Linked DNA regions of Homo sapiens: region 2 is linked to region 1. A link is a contact called in ENCODE Hi-C or POLR2A ChIA-PET data. All regions are on one chromosome and are shown on one strand. Each heading gives the region's core, a stretch centred on a gene start or an enhancer-like site at or near the end of the contact. The rest is flanking DNA. Distances are from core to core; before and after follow the strand shown. Region 1 overlaps KCNQ4 (potassium voltage-gated channel subfamily Q member 4). Region 2 has its middle 31 kb from the start of CTPS1.

Region 1 (2,700 bases), core at 130-2,629:
ATAGCATAATAGTATCTTCCTCCAGGGTTGTTACATGAATTCAGTGGGATTCATTGAACAAACAATAAGTAAAGCCCACAATGGGTCCAGCATGCCTAAAACGGCTTTGTGGACTGTCAGTGGGAGAGAGGACCTCCTTCCCAGTACAGGTAGTATTTTGGACCTCGAGCTAAGGCTCGAGATGTGAAAAACGTCTGCCCAAGACCATCCAGAGGGTGCCTAAGCCCAGGCCAGCCCCTGGGAAGCTCTGCAGAAAGGTTTTCACTGTTATTTATCATCATTGGAGACAACTAAGATGCTTGGACTGAGCCTGGGTTCTGGTCTGGGCTCTACTGCTGACCTGAGTTTAGTCCCTGCCCTGTTCTGAGCCTGTTTCCCCCTCAGAAGAATGAGGGGGCTGGGTGAGACCAATGATTTCCATACTCTGTTGAGCTTCAAGAAAAAGACAGAGCTGGGGCTGGCTGAACTGCCAGGACTCTGCCCCTTCGCCAGGGTGTCCCTCCATTATCTGGGCCAAATCCCAGTGTACCCTCTTGGAGCCATTATAAGGCCACTATTCTAGGGACCCCCATGGACCCCAAGCTTATATCCCCAGACTCCCTTTCCAGACAGCCTCGGCGCCTGCACCCACCCTCTCTGCTTCCAAGGCCACCCCCACACACCACCAGCTCCCAGCTCAACCACACACATCTCCCCCCAAGCCAGAGTTTGCATAAGCAGCTGAACTTTCCCTATAGGCAAAGTCCTAGGGCTCCGGGTCAGGTTGAGCCAGGCCCTGAGCAGGGTTGGTCAATAGCTCTGGAGGAGGCACTCAGGAGGCTGGACCCTGGGGGGAAGGTAAAGGAAAAAGGGGGACAAGTTGGTAGCATCCCCAGGGCTCCTTGCCAGAGTCCTTACCCCTCCAGCATCCTCCTCGCCAGTCCCAGAAAGGAGTTTCTAAAACACGAATCTGCCATGTTACTCCTGACATCACTTCCTTCCCATCACCCTCTCAGGAAGCTGCAGCTCCCCAGCCCGGTGTCCTCACTGCCGAGCCTGGCCCTGTTGCATCCCAGCCTCTTCTCCAGATACCTCTTGCCTCCTCTAGGATCCCGCTCTTCTGACTTCTTGCTGTTCTTTGCAAATGCCCTGTTCAGCCTCACTTCTGGGTCTCTGCCTGTGCTATTCTCTCTGCCTGAAACACTGTTCCTTGCTCCTTTTCACCTAGCTAACTCCTACTTCTACTCATCTTTCAGTCTCAACTTAAGCCTCTTCCTCTGGGAAGCCTTCCCAGCCATGCCCAGATTGGGGCAGGGCTTGGCCCTCTGTGCTGGGCTCCCACTGGACTCCGTGCTGCCTGGACAGTGGCACTTATCACCCTGCCTGGTAACTGCCAGCTTCCCAGCCCATCTCCCCCAGGGAGCAGAGGAAGGTCTGATTCATTGCTCTGTCCCCAGAGTCTGGCACAGGGCCTGGCCCGGGGAGACTGGCATAAGCAGCTGAACTTCATTTAGAAGTGAAGGTTTCTCAAATGAAAGGGCGAGAGAGGGAAGGAATGAGTCCCCAGGGTAGAATCGGGGTGGGAGCAGGACCTTGAACTGTATTTATTTATTTATTTATTTATTTATTTATTTATTTGATGGAGTCTCACTCTGTCATCCAGGCTGGAGTGCAGTGGCACGATCTCGGCTCACTGCAACCTCTACCTCCCGGGTTTAAGCGATTCTGATGCCTCAACCTCCCAAGTAGCTGGGACTATAGGTGCGCACCATCACACCCAGATAATTTTTTGTATTTTCAGTAGAGACGGGGTTTCACCATGTTGGCCAGGCTAGTCTCGAACTCCTGACCTCAGGTGGTCTGCCTGCCTCTGCCTCCCAAAGTGCTGGGATTACAGGCGTGAGCCACAGCGCCCGGCCCAGGACCTTGAACTTTAAGGCTCAACTTCTCCTAATATCACCCCCCATTAGAAGCAGGCAGACATAGTCCGGGTGAGTTAGGTGGGTAAGATCACAGCCTATAGAGCTAGACTCTTGTGGTTAGAATCCTGGCCCTGCTACATGTACCCAGGCAAGTCACGTAACCTCTTTGTGCCTCAACTTCCTCATCTGAAAAGTAGGCATAATAACAGTACCTACCTCATAGTGTCATTGAGAGGAAAAAGTGATAGAAGGCGTGGCAAGCTCTCAGAGCAGCATCTGGTCCACGGTAAGCACTCAGTAAGGTCCTGCTAGTATTATCTTTGTTATTATTGAGAGCCAGAGCAGAGAGGGAGGCTGAGACTCAGAGAGGGAGGTGACTGCTAGAAGCTAGCCAGCAGGATCGTGTCTCTTGCCTTCCGACCCCAACCCGGTGCCCCTGATGTGCACTGATTACCCCCTCGGCCCCCCACCACAGTCCTGCAAACCGTTCCCACCCTCTCATGTCACAGAATCGTTGCACACTCGGCCTCTCCAGGCACTCAGTTGTCTGAGCTGAGCCCAGAAAACTCCCGTCCTCTTGGGCATTCACCACTTCCTGGCTGTGTGACAAGGGCAGTGTTTCACCTTTAAGCTTCAGTGTCATCTTCCATCCAATGGGGATAATGATAGGACCTACCTCATAGGGCTCTTGGAAGGATTAAATGAAGCAGTGTGAAAAATATTTAGCACAATACCTGGTAGAGATTAGACTATGAATCTTATTACTCAGTGACAAAGTCTGTGCTTAGAACTCTAGCCT
Region 2 (2,700 bases), core at 38-2,537, 150 kb before region 1:
CAGATCATCCCATCACTCAGGTATTAAGTCCAGCATCCATTAGCTTTTCTTCCTGATGCTCTCCCTTCTCCCACCTCCCACCCTCCGACAGGTCCTAGTGTGTGTTGTTGCCCCCCCATATGTGTCCATGTGTTAACATAATGCAGTTCCCACTTGTAAGTGAGAACATGCAGTATTTGGTTTGCTGTTTCTGCATTAGTTTGCTGAGGATAATGGCTTTGAGCTCCATCCATGTCCCTGCAAAGGACATGATCTCTCTTTTTTTTTTTTTTTTTTTTTGAGATGCAGTCTCACTTTGTCGCCCAGGCTGGAGTGCAGTGGCGCGATCTCAGCTCACTGCAACCTCTGCCTCCCAGGTTCAAGTGATTCTCCTGCCTCAGCCTCCCGAGTAGCTGGGATTACAGGTGCCCACCACTACGCCCAGCTAATTGTTTGTATTTTTAGTAGTGACGGGGTTTCACCATATTGGGTAGGCTGGTCTTGAACTCCTGATCTCATGATTCGCCTGCCTCGGCCTCCCAAAGTGCTGGGAGTAAGTGCAGACATGAGCCACCATGCCCAGCTGATCTCATTCTTTTTTATGGCTGCATAGTATTCCATGGTTCTACAAAATATTTTTTAAAAATTAGCTGGGTGTGGCAGCACACACCTGTAGTTCTAGCTACTTGGGAGGCTGGGGCAGGAGGATAGCTTGAACCCAGGAGGTAGAGGCTGCTATGAGCCGTGATTGCACTGGTACACTCCAGCCTAGGTGACAGAGCAATACCCTGTCTCAAAAAAAAAAAAGAAAAGAAAAGAAAAGAAAAGAAAAAATAAAATAAAATAAATTAAAGGAAAGAGCTCCTTGGTCCTTGCGTCATTTTCCCTATCTCCTCCCTTTGCCCTCCCTCCTTACCTCACTCCCTGGCTTCCTTCCTTCTCAAGCTTCTAGTGAGCCCCTGCTCTGTGCCAGGCCCCTGGTGCTGGGGACACAGGGACAAACAAGTACTTCTTGCCATTCTTTCCATTTCTTGTGGGCTGTAGCACAGTGCCGCACATGCTATGTTATTAAGTTATCTCCACCACAAATGCCGTTTCCACCAGATGTCATTAGTGGCAACATGATCTACAGTCTCACTCACTGGCATTGCAGGATAGAATACAGCATAGCCCGCACCCACCTCCCCACCCCTCCAACCCTACCTACCTCTGCCCTTCTTCCTAAAAAGGGCAGATGCCATTTCCATTAGCCCTGTAGGGGGCACTGTCTGCCTCCTCCCTTTTTAAAAAAGGACCAGCTGGTAGACAGACTTCGTGTATCTGCCTTTTCTCCTTCATGCTTTCCTGCCATTCATGACTCATTGCTAATCAATTTTCTCTCTTCCTTGTGCCAGTTTTATAGCCAGGCTTCGCCATCTGCCTGGTGGGCGAGTTGTGTTAGTCTGTGTTTGTGTTAATAAATTAGTTCGAGTAATATTATCTGTGCTGGCTGCTAGGAATACAGACAACAGTTAGCCCTGGTGTCTGCCCTAGGGAAGCTCACAGTATGGGGTGGGAAGGGGAGGCTGCTATTCCCGCACTCTGCGAAAGGGCTGCTGGATAGGGTAGCTTTACTGTTAAGGGTGGGACTGCACTGTATTTAGGGCATGTTTACTATGCCCCAGTGAGCCCTGGGCAACACAAGGGCCCCTTTGGCTCTCTTGGCTCTGAAAAGGAAGCCAGGAGTCTTGGTGGGAAACCTCTAATAGCCGGGGGAGGGAAACGCTGTCCGGGAGAAAACCCTATTTGTTAGCAGTCTGGGAGTCATCTGTCCTTCCAGGCCGACTTTTAGTAACCATAACATCAGTTAAAATAATTTTTTTTTTTTTTTTGACACGAAGACTTGCTCTACTGCCCAGGCTGGAGTGCAGTGGTGGGAGCTCGGTCCACTGCAACTTCTGCCTCCCGGGTTCAAGCAATTCTGCTTCAGCCTCCCGAGTAGCTGGGATTACAGGTGTGCGCAACCATGCCTAGCTAATTTTTGTATTTTTAGTAGAAATGGGGTTTCACCATGTTGGCCAGACTGGTCTCAAACTCCTGACCTCAAGTGATCCATCTGCCTTGACCTTAAAATAATTTTTAATAAAGATGATTTTTAACATTGTTACAAAAGTAGTAATGTGCTCAATGAAAAAAATTTCAGTGATAGAGAAATAAAATGAATTTCAATCTTTGCCTTCAATCTGTCTCACTGTTAACACTTTAGTATGTTAATTTCCAGGTATACATAATAGATATTATAATCATATAGCTACATATGTGTATGTGTTTTTATAATCAAATATATGTGGAAAGAGCTAGAGAGATTATTGTCTTTCTTTTTTATTTTTTTATTTTTTGAGACGGAGTTTCACTCTTGTCTCCCAGGCTGGACTCCAATGACGTGATCTCGGCTCACTGCAACCTCCGTCTCCCTGGTTCAAGCCATTCTCATGCCTCAGCCTCCCGACTAGCTGGGATTACAGGCACGTGCCACCATGCGCAGCTAATTTTTGTATTTTTAATAGAGACGGGGTTTTGCCATGTTGGCCAGGCTGGTCTTAGAACTCGTGACCTCAGGTAATCCACCCACCTTGGCCTCCCAAAGTGCTGGGATTACAGGCATGAGCCATTGCGCCTGGCCAAGAGATCATTTTCAAAATATAAATAAAAATATAATAAAATATTAGGCCGGTCGTGGTG

Evidence for each region. Hi-C counts contacts between places; a loop is a spot of excess contacts on that map. ChIA-PET counts read pairs that join two places held with the same protein, here RNA polymerase II (POLR2A). Pooled maps may share reads with other maps.
Region 2: POLR2A ChIA-PET joins it to region 1 with 10 read pairs in activated naive CD4-positive, alpha-beta T cell. The contact joins two enhancer-like sites. A Hi-C loop is called at or near these places in 6 of 168 maps with a recorded cell type or tissue (G401, esophagus squamous epithelium, posterior cingulate gyrus and 2 more) and 8 of 50 pooled maps. POLR2A ChIA-PET finds 5 or more read pairs at or near these places in 3 of 52 experiments (A673, SK-N-SH and activated naive CD4-positive, alpha-beta T cell).

The regions. Positions count from the first base shown.
Region 1 is chr1:40,795,833-40,798,532 of GRCh38, reverse strand. All of the region lies in intron 1 of KCNQ4 (potassium voltage-gated channel subfamily Q member 4), which reads right to left. Among named protein-coding and RNA genes, the nearest start is that of KCNQ4, 13 kb to the right of the region's middle. Within about 2 kb of position 1,379, at least 8 of the 41 ENCODE cell types and tissues checked have a DNase peak (open chromatin) inside an H3K27ac peak, as active enhancers do.
Region 2 is chr1:40,947,643-40,950,342 of GRCh38, reverse strand. No RefSeq gene overlaps it. Among named protein-coding and RNA genes, the nearest start is that of CTPS1, 31 kb to the left of the region's middle. Within about 2 kb of position 1,287, at least 8 of the 41 ENCODE cell types and tissues checked have a DNase peak (open chromatin) inside an H3K27ac peak, as active enhancers do.